Regions from separate parts of the Homo sapiens genome. Here region 1 is linked to region 2. The links are chromatin loops, found by intact Hi-C in ENCODE. Cell type or tissue: endothelial cell of umbilical vein. All regions are shown on one strand. Each heading gives the region's core, and the rest is flanking DNA. Links, peaks and the distances in the headings are about the cores only.

The links. A loop is a pair of places that touch in the nucleus more often than their neighbours do. Peaks named below come from ENCODE experiments on the same cell type or tissue, not always from the same donor. Only the 100,000 strongest peaks of a DNase experiment are listed, where the experiment ranks them.
Region 1: a loop joins it to region 2, with 4 times the contacts of the local background. A loop is called at or near these places in 4 of 110 quality-filtered maps.

Annotation. Positions count from the first base shown.
Region 1 is chr9:88,848,251-88,857,540 of GRCh38, reverse strand. LOC124902205 (a long non-coding RNA gene) reads right to left here and starts at 4,421. Exons shown (of 4, transcript XR_007061654.1): 1 at 4,351-4,421. In endothelial cell of umbilical vein, for the core only: no CTCF peak of the experiment used is centred there; a DNase peak (open chromatin) is centred at 4,520; H3K27ac peaks cover 1,712 bases.
Region 2 is chr9:88,772,901-88,782,190 of GRCh38, reverse strand. No RefSeq gene overlaps it. Among named protein-coding and RNA genes, the nearest start is that of MIR4289, 32 kb to the right of the region's middle. RefSeq lists a silencer at 3,870-4,109. In endothelial cell of umbilical vein, for the core only: no CTCF peak of the experiment used is centred there; DNase peaks (open chromatin) are centred at 4,130, 5,240, 6,370, 6,950 and 1 weaker place; H3K27ac peaks cover 5,052 bases.

The DNA.
Region 1 (9,290 bases), core at 894-8,893, 75 kb before region 2:
GAGTTTCCCAGGTGTTCTTTGAGCTTCCTGTATTTGGATGTCTAAATCTCTAGCAATGCTGGGGAAGTTTTCATCTATTATTCCCTCAAATATGTTTTCCAAAATTTTAGATTTCTCTTCTTCCTCGGGAAAACAATTATTCTTAGGTTCGGCCATTTAACATAGTCCCAATCTTCTTGGAGGCTTTGTTCATTTTTTATTGTTGTTTTTTTTTTCCTTGTCTTTGTTGGATTGGATTAATTCAAAAGCCTTGCCTTTGAGCTCTGAAGTTCTTTCTTCTACTTTTTGATTCTATTGCTGAGAGTTTCCAGTGCATTTTGCAATTCTCCAAGTGTGTTCTTCATTTCCAAAAGTTGTGATTTTTTTTAATTTATGCTATCTATTTCACTAAAGATTTTCCCATTTATATCCTGTATTTTCTTTTTGATTTCTTTCAGTTGGACTTCACCTTTCTCTGGTGCCTCCTTAATTGGCTTAATAGTCAACCTTCTAATTCTTTTTCTGGCAATTCTGAGATTTTTGTCTTGATGTTTTGGGGGTGTTAAAACCTTGTTTTGTCATATTACCAGAATTGTTTTTCCAGCTCTTTCTCATTTTGGCAGACTATGTCAGAGGGAAGATCTGTGACTCAAGTGTTGCTGTTCAGATTCTTTTGTCCCACAGGGTGCTCCCTTGATATGGTGCTCTTCCCCTTCTTCTAGGAATGGGGTTTCCTGACAGCCTAACTGCAGCCATTGTTATTTCTCCACTGGATCTAGCCACCCAATAGAACTACCAGGCTCTGGATTGGTACTGAGGAGGGAGTGTCTGCAAAGAGTCCTGTGATGTGATCCATCTTTAGCTCTCTCAGCTATGGATACCAGCACCTGGTGGAGGTAGCTGGGGAGTGAAGTGGACTCTGTGAGGGTATGTGGTTGTATTTTTGTTTAGTGCACTGGTTTTGTGTTCGTTGGCCTCCAGCCAGGGCGTGGCACTTTCAAGAGCACATCAGAATTCCACAGCTGTCCCATGGAGCCTGCAGCAGCAACCCACCTCCTTCAAAGGGTCTTTGGATTCTCTCAGCATTCCTGGTATGTTCCTGTGGCAGGTCTTGGAGCAAAATTTCACAATGTGTGTCTCCACACACTGCTCTGTCCATCTGAGTGGGAGTTGAAAGTTAGTCTTGCCTCCTCTCTGCCATTTTCTCTCCCAGACAGTTCTGGAGACTAGATGTCCAAGATCAAGGTGCCAGCTGGTTTAGAGTCTGATAATAGCCCAGTCTCTGCTTCCAAGCTCCCAAGATTTCTTATTTTATAATTTCCTTTATGTTTAACCCATTTCCCTTTAGAAAAAAAAATGCAGCTCACTGCCAGCACTCATTTAATTTTACATGCTCTTTGAGGCTGAGTCAAATCTGACTGATTTTCAATGTGAAAATGAAATATAAAAACTGTTTTTGCAGTTACTTCTAAACAGAACTTGTCTCTAATACTAATGTAACAGAAATGTCTATGATGTCACGTTAGGATTAGAGAGAAGAGTATTCTCAGGGCAAAGAGGAAATGGGTTAAATAACTTCCTTTAGTTATTCTTTTGGGGTTGGTCTGTTGGCAGCAGATTCCCTTAGGTTTTCTTCATTTGAGAGTGTCCTGATTTCCCCTTCATCCTTAAAAGATATAATATTCTGTACTAACAATTCTGTTCTTTCTGCGCTTACAAAATGTTGTGACCCTTCCTTCTTGCCTCCTTGGTTTCTAATGGAAAACTCATTGTCATTTAGACTGTCTTTCCTCTGTAGGTAAGACATCCTTTCTCTTTTGCTGCTTTCAATATTTTTTCTTTGTTTCTTTGTTTCTAGTTTTCAGAAGCTTTAGTATGATGTGTCCTGGTGTTGATCTCGTTTGGAGTTTATTTCACTTCTTGAATCTGTAGTTTAAGTCTTTTGCCAAATTTGGTATATTTTCAGCCATTACTTATTTGAATACATATTTGTTCCTGCAGCATTTCTATTCTTACACTCTTATTACAGACTATGAGGATAGAAATTCAATTTCCTGGCATGGTGGCCACTGACAGCATGGAAGCAGGAGGTGTCTTACTGTTGGGCGGGGATGAAAGTCTTGACTCTTAACTCCAGCTGCTCTGATACCAACCAGGATGAAGAAATTGGGGATAGGGGTGTTTGGAACACCTTGTTACTTCATGAGGTTAGGAGTTTGGGGTCCTTGGCCTTTGCTGGTGTAGGTGGGGATGGGATCAAGTGTTTTCTGTGTTTTTTGATTGGAATTGAGCAATTACAGTCTAAAAGTTTAATATCTTGTGAGGCTGCTCCTTTTCTGGTGTTTTGGCTAGCAAGAGTAGGTTTTTGTTTGGACTATTTTTGTCTGAACTTGTTGGCATCATTGTACTGCCAACTTTGCCAACATCCATTCTGATATATGAGGTAAAAGTAAACTCAGGAGTTCACCACCATATTGCTACTTAGACTGAGGTACCTATTAATAGCTGGTCTTTTTTTTTACTCCTCCCTTGAGAGTCTTTTTATTTCTTGAAATGAGCATTGGCGTGTGTATAAGTTGATAGACAAGAAAAAGCACATCCACTTTACCTTCATGGAAATGGAAGTGGGAGTATTTTACAGGTTTCTGAATGTTAAGCCAACCTTGCATTCCTAAAATACATCCCACTTGGTCATAATATATTGCCTTTCTATTTGAATAATATAATATTTAGTTGAGGGATAATTATTCCCTACCATTGAAGCAAGACAGTTCTGTGTAACGTGCCTAACATTTTTTGAATGTGTATTTTCAGTCTGGATGATTAGGAAAGGCACCATCCCCAGCCCTTTGTGAACACCAAACACTGGTACCTTTACATTTCTAGATAGTTCACTCACTGGTCTTGGGTAATTTCCTCAGCTGAATGGATTGATTAATTAATACTCAGCTGAATGGATATCATCAAAAGGTAAATACATTAAGCAAATTGTGTTACATGCATGAAATGAAATACAACTCAGCAGTAAAAAAAAAGGTGTAAACTATTGATAGGGGCTACAATGTGGATACATTTCAAAATAATTTTGCTGATAGAAAGAATTCAGATCAAAACCAATGTGTATACTCATCTTTTATTTTTATAAATTTCTACAAAATGCTATTTAACTTATAGTGGCAGAAAACAGACCAGTGGCTGTCTATGGATGTGGGTGCATGGGACATGGTGAGAGGGAGTGATTCCAAAGGGAAATGAGAAAACTTTTGGGGATGATGTGTATGATCATTATCTTGGTTATGATGATGGTTCCATAAGTGCATACAAATGTCAGTAGAGTATTAAATGTAAATTTTAAATATGCACACTTATTTTATATCAATTATACCTCTTTAAAGCTGTTTTTTATTTTAAAAAATTAAAAAATTAAAAACTCCAGAGGTTAGGGCTGTATTGTCAGGTAAAGTATTAACCTCTTCTTTTCATCTAACTTAGACATCATATTCCAGCAGCCTTTCTTTCACTGACCATATCTACATAAGACCCTTACATTCTCCTTTGAATCACATTTGTCATCTTGCCGATTCCCTCATTAATGTTAGGTATGATTTGTCCATCAAGAATAATAATAATAATAAAAATAAAAATAATTTTTAATGTTAGGTATGCACTGACTCTACACTTTATATACTTGAAGGAGAATTATGTTTTTATCATTTTACAAATTATTATTTGATAAGACTTTTACCTAGAAAAACATAAAATACATTCATTTAAAATATTAATACAAATTCTTTATGAGAAAATGTCTATAAACATCAAGTATCAAATAGTACATCTCTTAACTCCCTTTCTCTACCACTGATTCTGTGGAAACAATTGTATTATACTCAATTTTTGACAACTTGGGGATTCTTAGGGCTCTTACGAACTATAAGCTTATAGTTCCTATAAACTAATAATCTTAGGATTCTTCGAAACTATAAACTTAAGCAGAGCAAATAAAATTTCATGTCTTAGGCATGATGTGAAAATGAAGATGAGACACAAAAACGCTTGTATATTTTAAGGCAAATATTAAGATCCATCTGGGAATTTGGGAGATGGTGTAAAATCCAGGCAAACTGCATAAAATAGAAAACACATGGTCTATAAAAAAAAGTGGATGGGAAAGTTAGGAGTACAGGTGATTAAATTTTGGCATTTGAGCCCATATGTCACAGGAATGATTATCTCTACATTATGCACTCAAATGAACAGGCAAAGAAGGAAAAATGATGGATGGAAATGATGTACAGAAAAAAGGGAATAAAAACAAAATTAGACAAGAGAGAAATTGGAAGAGTCTGGATATATATAATCATGTTGACTTACCCTGAGAAATGGGGAACACACATCCTGGGACAAGTGGTACACAGTTATGCAGCTGTGGAACACAGTCATCTGAAAAAACACAGGCAAATACACATCACCAAACAAGGGGCCTGTGGGACATAAAGGCTCCCACCCAGGGATGTGGCTGAGTAAAGACTGGAGGATATTAAGGAATGCCCCCAAGGGCAGATGACTCAGCAATGTGCTGACAAACTGTTCTAAGGAAACAGACTTGCGCTGAAGTTTCCATCTAACCCTCTGTGCTCTCTAGCATCTGGACACTCTGTTCATGAAAATCATTATAGACCTGAATGGAATTTCCCTCTTTCAAAGATGACTTATAAGCCCAAAATGTTCAGTGCTGCACATAAATACTACCCTCACCTCTGTCACTGCTACTCAGAGAGGGAGAGAGAGAAAAAAATGGGAGAAAGTAAATAAATATCATAATACTAAAATACATTTCAAGATAAAAATTGTTCCAAGCATCAAAAAAAATTTCAAATTATTGTAATCTACAGTGTTAAAGAAATTAAAGAAAAACATGGACACTGGGGAAAAAATCACAGAGGAGATTACTTATTTTGTTTTTTGTTTGTTTGTTTTTGAAACACGGTCTCACTCTGCCACCCCAGCTGGAGTATGGTGATAATCATGGCTCACTGCAGCCTCAATCTCCCAGACTTAAGCCATCTCAGCCTTGGAAGTAGCTGGAACTACAGGCACGCACCACTACACTTGGCTATTTTTAAAAAATGTTTGTCTCACTGTGGGGTCTCACTATGTTGCCCAGGCTGATCTCAAACTCCTGGATTCAAGTGATCCTCCCACCTCAGCCTCTCAAAGCACTGGAATTATAGGCATAAGCCACCACACATGCAGCCAAAAAAAATTTTTTTAAGACAAGTTAAAAAGGTTAAAAGTGAGTTGGAAGATTAAGAAAATTCAAGATAACAATAGAACTGTTACAGAAATGAAAACCACAATAGAAGCAGCAGGAATAAAAATAGAGATTGCTGGAAATAGATTCAATGTAAGAAGAACAGCTTTAAAAAGATCACATAAGCAAAATGAAGAAGTAAAAAAAAAGTTTTGGAGAGAATAAAATATATAGAAAAGCAAGTTAAGAAAATTCAGCATGGAAGAAAAAAATATTTGAAGTCCTGATGGTGTTCAAAACGTTAAAGATTAAAATGTGAGAAAAAAGCCAAGTTACTTAGAAGAAGAAAAATAGACTGACCTCAGATTTCCCCAAATAGTTATTTTCAATGGAAGAACACAGTGAAGAAATATATAGATAATTCTGAGAAGGAAAAGTCAGACTCCAAACTTATGCATGTAGTCAATTTATTCTTCACATAAAAGACGAAAGAAAGCTATTCTTAAAGTATGTATTCTTAGTGCATATAGTACCTATTCATCCTTAAAAAAACATGATGACAAATCCAATCAATTGCACCTTTAATGGAGAATTCCAAAACTAGAATTCATATTGTTGAATATTTGATCTATCAAGACTAAATATCTAATCTTTCATGATGTAAGAATAGTTGATACTAAAAGTTATGAATTAATAAAGATGACATATATCTCCAAATTTACAAAGATAACACTAGAAGAGTGTCTTAGTAAATTTGGTTGCCATAAAAAAAATGTCAAGCATTGGATAGCTTAAACAAAAGCAATTTATTTCTGACAGCTCTGGAGGCTGGAAGTCCAAGATTAAGGTGCTACTGATTTGGTTCCCTGGTGAGGGCTCTCTTCCTGGCTTGCAGACAGCCACCTTCTTGCTGTGTTCTCTTATGGTGGTGGTGTGGAGAGAGATCTCTGGTCTCTTTTCCTCTTTTTATAAGGATGCTAATTCCATCGTGAGGGTCCCACTTTCATGAACTCATCTAAAAATAATTACCACACGAAGGCTCGCCTCCCAAATATCATCATCTTGGGTGTTAGGGCTACAGCATATGAATTTTAGAGGGGCACAAACATTCAGTCTGTAACAAACAGACAATAATACTTTCAAATTACCAGGAGAAAAGTAAGTGCACCACTTTCTATACATACCACTTCACTAAACCACACACATACACATACACACCACTTCACTAAACACACACACATACACATATACACACACACAGAGAGAGAGAAAAGGAAGCACATGTATCAAGCATATCTGTTAGAAATACAAATATAAATAGAAATATAAAATCTGTTAAAAAATAATTTCTTTGTTTGATCCAAAAGCTAATTACATGCCAAAAGTAAAAGATATGTTAAAAAATTACAAAGTTATAAATTAAAGGTTAGACAAAGATAAAGCAAACAAATGCCAACAAACTTAAGTGGGGATTGTTGTATTAATAAGCAGGCAAATTTTAATTTTAGGCAAAAGACATGAAAAATCCTAAATGAACTCATTGTTTAATGATGCAGAAAGTATTTCACAATAAATGTAAAAATGTCAGGAACCTTTATGCTCAGATAATATATCAACAAAAATACACAGAAAAAGCTACTGAAAATACAAAAATAAATACACACCAAAAAGTATAATAGTAAATATTAACTCATCTTTTTCAATCCATCACTAATTAAGACTACTTAGCAAAATAAGAAATATAGAGAATTTAAGCAGTACTACTAATATTTTTATTATATGTGATATAAGGTTGTGTACTATATGTACTCAAATTTCTGTATCTTACAAACAGACATACACACCTACTTTTAAGCATCTTCAACATTTATAAAAATTGACCACAAAGAGACAACAAAAATTTTTTAATCACAGAAAAGAAACTTGTGCAGACCATATTCAATATCTAACATGAAAATAAACAAGAAATTGGCCGGGCACGGTGGCTCATGCCTGTAATCCTAGCACTTTGGGAGGCCGAGGCGGGCAGATCACAAGGTCAGGAGATCGAGACCATCCTGGCTAACACAGTGAAACCCCGTCTCTACTAAAAACGTACAAAAAATAAGCCTGGTGTGGTGGCAGGCATCTGTAGTCCCAGCAGTGAGCCGAGATTGGGTCACTGCACTCCAGCCTGGGCGACAGAGCGAGCCTTCATCAAAAATAAAATAAAATAAAATAAAATAAAATAAAATAAAATAAAATAAAATAAAATAAAATAAAATAAACAAGAAATTAATAATTTTTAAAAGAGGGTACCAAGATAATTCATTTAGGGAAAGAATCATCCCTTCAACAAATGGTGCTGGAACAACCAGATATTCACATGCAAAAGAATGAAGTTGAATCACTAAACAAAACTGAACTCAGAATGAACCATCAATCTAAAGGTAAGAGCTAAATCTACAAAACTCTCAGAAGAAAATATAGGGACAAACCTTCATGACTTTGGATTTGACAGTGGGTTCTTAGATATGATACTGAAAGCACATGGAACAAAAGAAAAAGTAGACAAACTGGACATATAAAGACAAAAATTTTTAACATCCAAGAATATTATCAAGAAAATGAAAAGACAATCTACAGAATAGGAGAAATATTTTCAAATCACATCTCTGATAAGGGATTAATATCTAGAGTATATAAAGAATTGAAATTCAACTGAAAAGACCATTTTAAAATGGGCAAAGGACTTAGTATTTCTCCAAAGAATATCTAAAAATGGACATTAAGCACATGAAAAGGTGACCAACAACATTTGTCATTAGGAAAATCCAAATCAAAACCAAAATTAAATACCACTTCAAACCCACTAGGATGTCTACAATCAATAAAATGAAAAATAAGTGTTGGCAAGGATATCTACAAGTTGGAACTCTCAAGTATTACTGGGGGAAATGTAAAATGATTCAGTCACTGTGAATAAATATTTCATGGTAAGTCAAACATAGGCTTACCAGATGACCCAGGAATTCCACTTAGGGACATACCTAAGAGAATTGAAAACAGGTATGCAGATTACTCTCTATATGAACATTCAGAGCAGCACTATTCACAATAGTCAAAAGATAGAAACAACCCAAACATCCATCAGTGGATGAATGGATTAATAATGGATATGAACAGAATTCATCTTGTGGCATATCACATAATGTAAACATCGCTACACTTTTTCTGAACAGGTATGTTTAGTGATAAACAGAATTTTAATGAGCCTTCCATCTTTTCATTGACCTATCCATCCATCCATCCATCCATCCACCCATCCATAATTCAGTCTTTTTTCTTCTTCTTTCTGTAAGTCTCTTTTTTTTCTTTGTTTTAACTTATATTTTAAGTTCAGGGGTACAAATGCAGGTTTGTTACATAGACTTGTGCCATGAAGTTTTGTTGTACAGATTATTTCATTGCCCAGATATTATACAAGATTATGCCAGGTGAAAGAAGCCAGACACAAAAGTTCACACGTTGGTCATATGACTCAATTACATGAAATGTTCAGAATAGGTAAATTCAGAGGTACAGAAAGCAGAATGGTGATTGTCAAGGGCTGGAGAGAGTGAGTAATGGGGAGTAGGTGCCTCATGGATATAGGATTTTATTTGGCGTAATGAAAATATTTTGGAACTAGATAGAGTTAGTGTTTGCAAAACATTGTGAATGTACTAAATGCCACAAAATTGTCTACCTTAAAATGCTTAATTTTGTCTGTAAATTTTACCTCAATAAAAAAATAAATAAAAAATGCTGGGCACAGTGGCTCATGCCTGTAATTCCAGCACTTTGGGAGGCTGAGGCAGGTGGATCACTTGAGGTCAGGAGTTTGAGAGCAGCCTGGTCAACATGGTGAAACCCTGTCTGTACTAAAAATACAAAAATTAGCAGGGCATGGTAGTGCATGCCTGTAGTCCCAGCTACTTGGGAAGCTGAGGCAGGAGGAACCTGGGAGGCAGAGGCTGCAGTAAACCGAGATTGTGCCACTGCACTCCAGCCTGGGCCACAGAAGTAGATTCTGTCTCAA
Region 2 (9,290 bases), core at 959-8,958:
GCAAGCCCCACTTGCTGTGTTTTACCCACACATAAGAAAATAGGCCAAAAAGTCTTCTGGATAACTGTCTTCTTTCATCCCTCTTCTGTTGCTTATTACTGCCTGCCGCCTTTGCCCCTCAGCTGTGCCCTGTCTCCCTCCCACTCACACAGTTTCCGCCTGTCCTCATTTCTTCTCTTTTTTGGGACACATTTAAGATAAGGCCTCACTGTGACTCATCCAGCAGTTTTGTCCTTGGGCCAACCCAACTTCAGGCCATAGGTTATATAGTTATCACTCAACAGCTAGGGAGGGCTCATAAGAGTTTACCACACACTATGACGGGAGGTGTCAACTGAGCATCTGAATACAACAGAATGCTGAACTAGCAGGACTCCCCTGTCATTTGAAGAGAAATCCATTCAAAGAGAAATCCATTCAAAAAGAAATCCACTCAACATCTGGCTATCAACCATCTGGACAGTGCTGCAAGGAGTAAGGGAGTCTGTTATTGCCAGTACTCCAGGAGGAAGGCCAGGCTCAGGAACGATGGAGGGTGGATACTTCATTCTGGGAACCCTGTGAGGCTGTGGACCAGAGATAGTTCCTCTTAGCACAGAAACTGCTCATTTAAAAAAGTAAATTAAAAAAAAAAAAAAAAAGCAATAGGCATAGCCGCCCTGCTCTGAGCAATGTGGAAAAGTGCAATGGTTTTTATTCTCACTATGTATCAGGATCACCTAAAGAACTATGACTGTAGATATTGATTATCAACAGTTGCTAATATCTCTAAAAAAGAGACAACCATTCTGTATCTCTTGCTAAATGGACACACCCCCCAGGTTATATTCTTAATAAAAATTGAAACCTGAAGGAGATGAAGCCTCTAGATCTAACTAGATCTATCTAATTGGATCTAACTACGAACTAACAGGAAATATGTGGGACAGAGGAACATGATAATGACAACACCTGGATGCAAAACTGATAAAAGAAAGCATGATTCACCCTGAGAGCTACTCTATCCTGAGAGGATAAATGACCTGTTGTCTCAACAAGTGTATGCAGAGACAGGCAGAGAGAAGAACTATAGATTAACAATGAAAGAGCCTTATTTGGATTTTGATTCAACAAACAACCTATAAAATACCATTTTATTTTATCCAGATAACTAGACATTGACTAGGTATTAAGGAATTATTGTTGTGTTTTTCAGGTGCAATAATGGTACTGTGTTTGTGTTTCTTAAAAAAAAATTGTCTTACATTTTAGGGTGGTATTCTGACATGTTTAAGATGAAATGCTAGGAATTTTGAGATTGGCTTCAAAATAAGCCAGGACTGGGGAGAGAGCAGAGTGAGGGTGAAAATTGGATGGCCAGGAAAACAGTGATGTTTCGGTATAAGTATTGTCCCACGTGACGTTATATTTTTATTAAAAAGTCATCCATTTTTTACCTGAAATTCAAACTTAACTGAATGTCCTGCATTTCTATTTGGTAAAGCTGGCAGTTTGCTAGGTAAAACGCACTTGATTGTATTGTTCTCTCTACTGTTTTGTGTACTTCAAGTAAATAAATGAGGTGAAGGTTTTTAAAAAGCCTCCTCCAACCCCCTCCCTGGAGATCTGAAGTTATAGGAGTGGTGGTCCTTTGTAGCTGAGGCAGGTAGAGTGGTAAATATGCGTCATTCTTTAGTCAGCACCTCTGGTGGTTCTGATGCAGACAGATGCAGGTTGTTCTTGGGGACACTGGCTGAATGAGATGGACACAGGCCTGTAATTCTGGGCTTAGGGGCCAGCTCTATGGTTTTGGGACAAATTACTTATCAGCTCTTGAGCCCTCATGGAAATAATAATAATAATAATAGCCACTGATGAGGTCCTTATGAGGAGTAAGTGAAATTATAAGATCTGAGCTGTAAAGCAGCATCCAAGTGATAATTGGGTAATCAATAAATGTGAAAAGATGAAGTTTACCATCGTCATTTTCTAAAGTGTAGTTTGGGACATAGTATTTGCCTTCCAACATTAAATACAGGCCAAAAAAAGTTAATTATCAATATCAAAAAGAAACACTGTGGTTGAGAAAGATGTCTCAAATTGAGAAATAAAGCCACTTCTTAACAATTAGGAAACATAAAAAGGACAAAAACAAGTTTTGAAATAAAAGTGTGAAAAATAAGTCTTCGTTAATAGGCAGGAATCCTTTTAATAAACACCTTGCAGCCGGGCGCGGTGGCTCACGCCTGTAATCCCAGCACTTTGGGAGGCCGAGGCGGGTGGATCACGAGGTCAGGAGATCGAGACCATCCTGGCTAACACGGTGAAACCCTGTCTCTACTAAAAATGCAAAAAATTAGCCGGGCGTGGTGGTGGGCGCCTGTAGTCCCAGCTACTCATACGGAGGCTGAGGCAGGAGAATTGCTTGAACCTGGGAGGCGGAGCTTGCAGTGAGCCGAGATCACGCCACTGCACTCCAGCCTGGGCGACAGGGAGAGACTCCATCTCAAAAATAAATAAATAAATAAACACCTTGCACTTATCCAGGAGCAGCTGAACATGTTGCACAGCAGATCAAGCATGACCCTGGGGTTTTGTCTACACCTCTCTCCACCCTATGCCTGAGAACTCCAAATGAGGAGTCCATGGGCTCAAAGTTAGGGAACGTGGGCTCTAAAGTTTACCTGTAACTTCCTAAAGTCAGAGCTCTCTAAGCCTCAGGTTCCTTGTGTGTAAACTGGAGATGAAACATGGTTTCCTTCAAGGATTGGAGCATCTAGTGGACTAATTAAAGTGAGCAATGTCAGGAACAATGGTCATATTCCACCCTCTTGGAGGAAACTCCCAATGGTCCCATCCTGGTGGGTGGCATCCATGTCCCCAGGGAACTTGGCATCCAGGCCCAGGGCTGGAGGGAGCAAGCCTGGGAGAGGGGTGGACTCATAGTCCAGCAGAAGCCTCTGATCTCTCATTTATCTATTCCATGTGGCCAAGGAGATAGGTTCAAAAGAAGCCTGAGGATGAATATTCTCAGTGACACCAGATATTAAGAGGCACAGGTTAGGACTTCCCTTTACCCATGTTCTACTCCACTGTTCCACTATTGGTCTTTTTTTTTTTTTTTTTGAGACAGAGTCTCACTCTGTCGCCCAGGCTGGAGTGCAGTGCTGCAATCTCTGCTCACTGCAAGCTCTGCTTCCCAGGTTCAAGCAATTCTCCTGCCTCAGCCTCCCAAGTAGCTGGGACTACAGGTGCCTGCCACCACACCCAGCTAATTTTTTGTATTTTTAGTAGAGACAGCATTTCACCATGTTGGCCAGGATGGTCTCAATCTCCTGACCTCGTGATCTGCCCGCCTCAACCTCCCAAAGTGCTGGGATTACAGGCGTGAGCCACCACGCCCAGCCTATTTGTCTTTTATTCTTCCTCTTCAAGATGGCTCTCGACATCACTTTAGTGAGTGTCCTTTTTGTGAAAATACATGTATTGAGAGACAGGAGCCCTGAGCAATTGGCAGTGACCCTGTGTGTGTCAGCCACAGCCCAGGGACAGAGTGAGGGTCAGCACTGATCGTGGCCAAATGGTGGGGAGGTTTTCAGACAGGCGTCAATTCTACATGTGGCTGCAAACAACTGCGTCATCTTGGTTGAATGTCTCCACTTTCTACCATCCAGCTTCCCCGCAATGAAGTGTGCAGAACTCACTGCTGCAGGCCAGGCCACACTGTCACTATCACTAAGATGACCGTGCCTGTTCCCAGGACTGTGCACAGGTTACTCCCTGAGATAAGGAGGTGGGCATCCCCTGCCTGTTCCAGGAGCTCTGAGGTGTTAGCTGCCCGTTCCTTCCAGGAGAGTGGGAGAACCCGGCTGGGGAGGGTGTGAACCCCACAAAAGACATCTCTCCCCAGTTCTCACTTCCTGATGCTTGGAGCCAGACCTGCCTTACACACACACACACACCCCACCACCACCACCCATGCTCTGAGGGTAGAGCTGCAGGACTGGCCCCTCCTTACTGACTTGAAGACAGGCCTGAGAGGTCTCCCCAGGGCCTCACTAGCGAGCCACCAGCTGGGCCTGCAGCCTGGGCCCCTGACCCCAGCCAGGGCTCTTCCTCCCCAGCTTCTCACCGACTCAGCGGGCTGGGCTGGGGATATTAAAGGGAATTTTAAGAACAGGAAATGATCATGCATCCGGTTGAACTCGCCTGCTGTCCTTTTTGGCTGCTCCTAATTCTACCTTCCGGCCTCAGAGTTTGCCTCCTGGGGTTTGTTTCTCTGTGCTCAATATTTTCTGCACAGCGACCTGAATTTCATTATGTGAGGCTCAGAGGGCTCTGGCCCCAAATAGTGGGGGAGAAACAGAGCGAAAAAACACAAAAGGTTCCTGGTGGAGTTGCTGATTAGAGTAAGACAATCCTTAAATGCTGAAAGAGAGAATCAGAGAGAGTTGCAGGAAGAGAAAATAAAACAAGCTGCCATAGTTGCCTTGAAGTTATCTCAGAAGATGGGCAGTAACTGTCATGCCGTGGGGAGGAGTGCGGAGGAGGGTGCAGAGCAGTCTGGTTTCAGGGAGACCTTAGCAGGATGAGATTCAGCTCTTGGAAATTAGGAAAGGCCACGGCTAAGAAACATGTATTGTTAGTCTTTCCCCCCAAAATTTCCAAGAAAAGAAAGTAGTGCGTAAGAATACTCTGTGAAAGTAGGGATTTTATCTCTGTACAATTACAATAAAACTAATTTCTTGAACACAGAAGCCCCAGATTTTCCCTGATGTTTTGCCACCAGTGTTATGCCCCGTACACATGCACACACACACATGCACACTCACTGCAGGCCCTCCACAGGTGACCACGCAGAAGGAGGAACCACAACTACTGCTGACGATTGATGCTGCGTCTGAGACACTTGGCACTCCAAGAGCCCATGGCCCTGGCCCTGTTGATACAAACACCTTCCATTTGTGCCTTTATTTTTTTTTTTTTTTGAGGCAGGGTCTCACTCTGTCATCCAGGCTGGAGTGCAGTGGCACAATCAGAGCTCACTTAAGCCTTGAAATCCTGGATTCACCCGATCTCCCACCTCAGCCTCCTGGGATTATAGGCATGCGCCACCATGCCCAACGTGGGCCCATACTTTTTCATATGCACTTATAGGCTCCCCAGACACTCTGGTTTCTTGCCCACTTCTTGTTTTCTAAATATGAGATGTTTCCAGTTTTCAAACATTCCTTTGCTCTGATCTAACCTGGTACATTGTTGTTTCTCTGTTCTGCTGTACTGGGGACTGTGTTTGCTCATAGTTAACCCCAATGACTAAGCAAGTCCATTAAAAGGCAGGTCTAAAATGGGGGAGGCAAAAATTTTGTCTGCTATAGTTTACCCTCTGACCACATTCCTCTCTCTCATCTGCAAAATGCATCTATCCTGTCTCATGACAACAAAGATCTCACTCCATTAGAACACCCACTTCAAGTCCAAAATCTCATCATTTCAGTCGCCTTGAGCAGTCAGGTGAGGCTCTGCTATGATACACCCTGAGCCACAGACCCTGTCTATCTGTGGCCCTGTAAAACTAGAAAACAAGTAATCTGACCACCAAATTCAATGATGGTATAAGTGTAGGAGAGCCATTATAGACATTCTGGTTCCAAAAGGGGAAAATGGGGGGCACCAGTTCAGGCAGTTTCAATCCATCTGGGAGATGCAATTAAGTTTAAGGAATTATCCTCACTGTGTCGTGGGCTCGATTCTCTAGGCTCTCAATTCTACCTTTCAGGCTCTTGGCTCTCCAGAAGAGAAAAATAAAAGCAACTGAAGAAGGCAGATGACCAATGCCAATCAATTTGACATGGCTGTGGGCTGAGTTGTATCCCACCCCCAAATTCTTCTGTGGAAGTTCTGACCCCTGAAAGGGGCAGCTCCAAGGGCACCCATCAGCCCCCATCCAGCCCCTGAGGGGCAGCTTCGCCCTCTGTCTTCTGACTCTGCCCTTCTCAGCCTGGGACTTGCCTGGGTTTTGTCTTCCCTTTCAGCATGAAGCCAGGGACCCCCAGACAGTTTGGGAGAATCCTCATATGGCCTACAAGATGCCCTGGCCCTCTCTGACCTCACCACGTGCACTCACTCCCCCAGTGGCTCTCTGCTCCCCAAGTGCAATATGCTCTGTCTCCCAATCCACACGCTTGGCTTGTTCTTTCTCACCCTTCAGGTTTGAGTTTAAACATTTCCACCTCAGAGAGTCCTTCCCCGAACATTCCACGTAGAGTTGTTCAGTTCCTTCCTCCCCATCCACCCCGTCCACTTGACTTCCCAACAGGAAGGGAAGAAGAGAGGAGATGATCTTGAGAGGGAAAAGAGGAGAAGAGTGAGAATAAAGGAAGCGGGGGTAAGAGTCGCTGTGAGGGTTAAATGACTCAGCATACATTAAGCAAAAAGGACAAATATGTATTTTGCTACAAAATACATATTGGGTGACATCATCTCTGCCTAAGGACTCAACACCTTGGCTCACTGGTTCCTTCCACCTGGAGGTCCTGCCACCACTCTGTCAAAATCCTGTGGCCACGTGTGAATATCGGCTCTTTCATAAATCTCTACTTATTCCCACCCAGAAAATGGTCTCCCTTCAACCCCTGTAGGGTGTTGCTTGTGCTTCTTCCTGAGCACCCCTTGCATTCACCCTCCTCCATTGTCTGCTCTCATTTCTGATGCTGGTGTACAAGGACCAGCACTCTCACTTGCTCAGAGACAAGAAAGCTGCAGATGCCTGGTCACCCTGCCCAGTTCTGCAGTGTGATGGGTCCAGACTGCAGACTGCCTAGGACTCTGCTTCCTGGAGAACCCTCCCTCCCTTAACATCCCCTCTGGCTCACTCTTTGTCCTCAGGCCTCCTTTGGTTTTAGAGTGATAAGCTGATAGCCATAAACAGTTACAGCCTTTTAAAATATGAAGGCTCCCTTGCCAAGAATGCTCATCAAGCAAGAAGTCTTTGTTGCAACAAAGATAGTGCCATGGTTTTACTCCTTGGCTCTCCTGAGATTGAAGTTAAACAAATACGCAGTTTGGCCCAAGACCTGCTGAGTCACTTCTCCCATGTAGACACACTAAAGGTTTAGCAATAAGTTATCATCTCTCTTTTTTTTAAGTACAAACAAAATATTATTTCAGGAGGAAAAATTTCAGAAAGTGTTTCATTTATTTCTTTCTGTTTTCTCTGGGAGTCTTTGTCTATCCTAGACTATAGAATTGGTGTCATTACCTCAAGCAGTGAGACGAAAAAGGGAGGACCCTTCTTTCCATGGGGTGGGCAAGATGGGAGAATCACAACGGTTCCTTGAGTGTGTGATGTGGCTCTCCTCAGCACCTCCTTCTTGACTGCCTCGTAGACCCAGTTAAAAATCAAGTACTGGGGACCCAAGCTTACTGTTTGGAGCTATTATATACTTCGAGGACATTACAGTTGCAAAAAGTCAAGAGCCAATTATTAAGTAATTCAGTCTCCAAAAGAGACCCTACAGCCACAAGTGTCTGGATATTAAAGCAGATTTAACTCTCTGAATTAAACTAAACTCTTGTTTGTCAAGGAAACGCATGCCACTATAACAGCCAATAATTAATTATGTGACTGTCAACAAATAATCCCCCAAACTGTTTGGAAATGAATAAATATGGTAGGATTGAAACCACACGATTTAATACCCTAATTCCATTTCAGCCATGGCCAAACTCACAATTTACTCAATTTCCTATCTACAAACTTTATTATTTTAGCAACATATAAGTGGGACTTCCTGTGCAAAAATGAGTAAGATTTTATAAGCTCAACAGATATAATTCCCATGAAACCGATCATTTTTACCCCATGGTGACAAAACTGCTTACAAAATCTTTCATCAATCTCACAAAACAAATGCTTTTATTGTTATGAAGATTGATAACCTTCCCCTACAAACTGCTTTTGAAGAGAATGATGTTCATTTGTTCTCTATTGGTAATCAAAAGCCAACTTGGTGAAAATCAGGGGAGGATGTCACTTTCTGTTTTGTTGTTGGCTTACTCCTAAACAATCTTCTGTATTTAGATTTCAAGTCAGCAAAAATCATTGCATGCCTGCCATGTACCAGATCTCCAGCAAGGAGGCAGGCTGCAAAGGCATGTAAAGGGAAGGGTGTCCTGAAGACAAGTAATTCTCACACTGTGCATTCAGTCCTCGGGGGACCTAGATAAGGGAGTAATTAATTCTGCCTGAGGAGAATTAAAGAGGAGGTTAAAGAGAGTGACATAGAAGGGTCATGTGAAGAATTGAGGCAGCGGGTGATGAGAAAATCTGCGAAAGTATCATTGTGAAAAAAAGTGAAATTAAAAATAGCATGTTTGACTTTTACATAATGTAAAAAACTAAGTGCAGAAAGGGAAATTATGTTACTGTAACTGGTGAAGTGAGTCATGGCTCTCTTTAAACAGCCATCACTATGTTTACCAATGAAATTCACTCAAAAATTTAGTAAACTGAAAGCCCGATTTCCTTAACTTATGGGAAAAAAATTACAGTCAACATCTGAGATCTCTTGCCCCTGAAAAACCACAATTAAATAGGTAATCAAATATATCTATATTTTAAAAAAATGGGTAATTCTACTTTTAGGAGATTTTAAATAACAATGTCAATTATTTTAATGATTGTAGAACTATTTAGATTATCTATGTCATTTCGGGTAAAGAAATTTCTTTCCTTTAAGTTATCAAATTTATGAGCACAAAGTTGTTCACAGTATTCTTTTATTATCTTTTTAATGGCTGTGGGATCTGTGGTGACATATCACATTTCACTCCTGACATTGATGATTTGCGTCTTCTCTCTTCTTATTTTTGTTATTCTTGCTAGACACATCGATTTTATTGATTTTTCAAGCAGCCAGCTTTGTTTTATTAGTTTTCTTTTTGTTTTCCTATTTTCGATTTCGAAATGACTTTCTTGTTTTCTTCTGCTTCCTTTGGGTTTATTTTACTTTTCCTTTTTTTTAGCTTTTTGAGGTAGAAAGATGACTGATTTTAGAGATTTTCTTATTTCTAATGTAATCATTAATTGCTAAAAATTTTCTTCTCAATACTCTTTCAGCTGTATTCTATATAGCTTCCTATGCTGCATTTTCATTTTCATTTATCATTCAGTTCTATTTTTAACATTTTTCCTTCAAGACTTATTCTTTGACCCATGAATTATTTAGAAGTGTGTTATTTTATTTGCAAGTATTTAGAAATTTCATGTTACCCGTCTGTCATGGATCTCTAGTTTGATTCTATTGTGG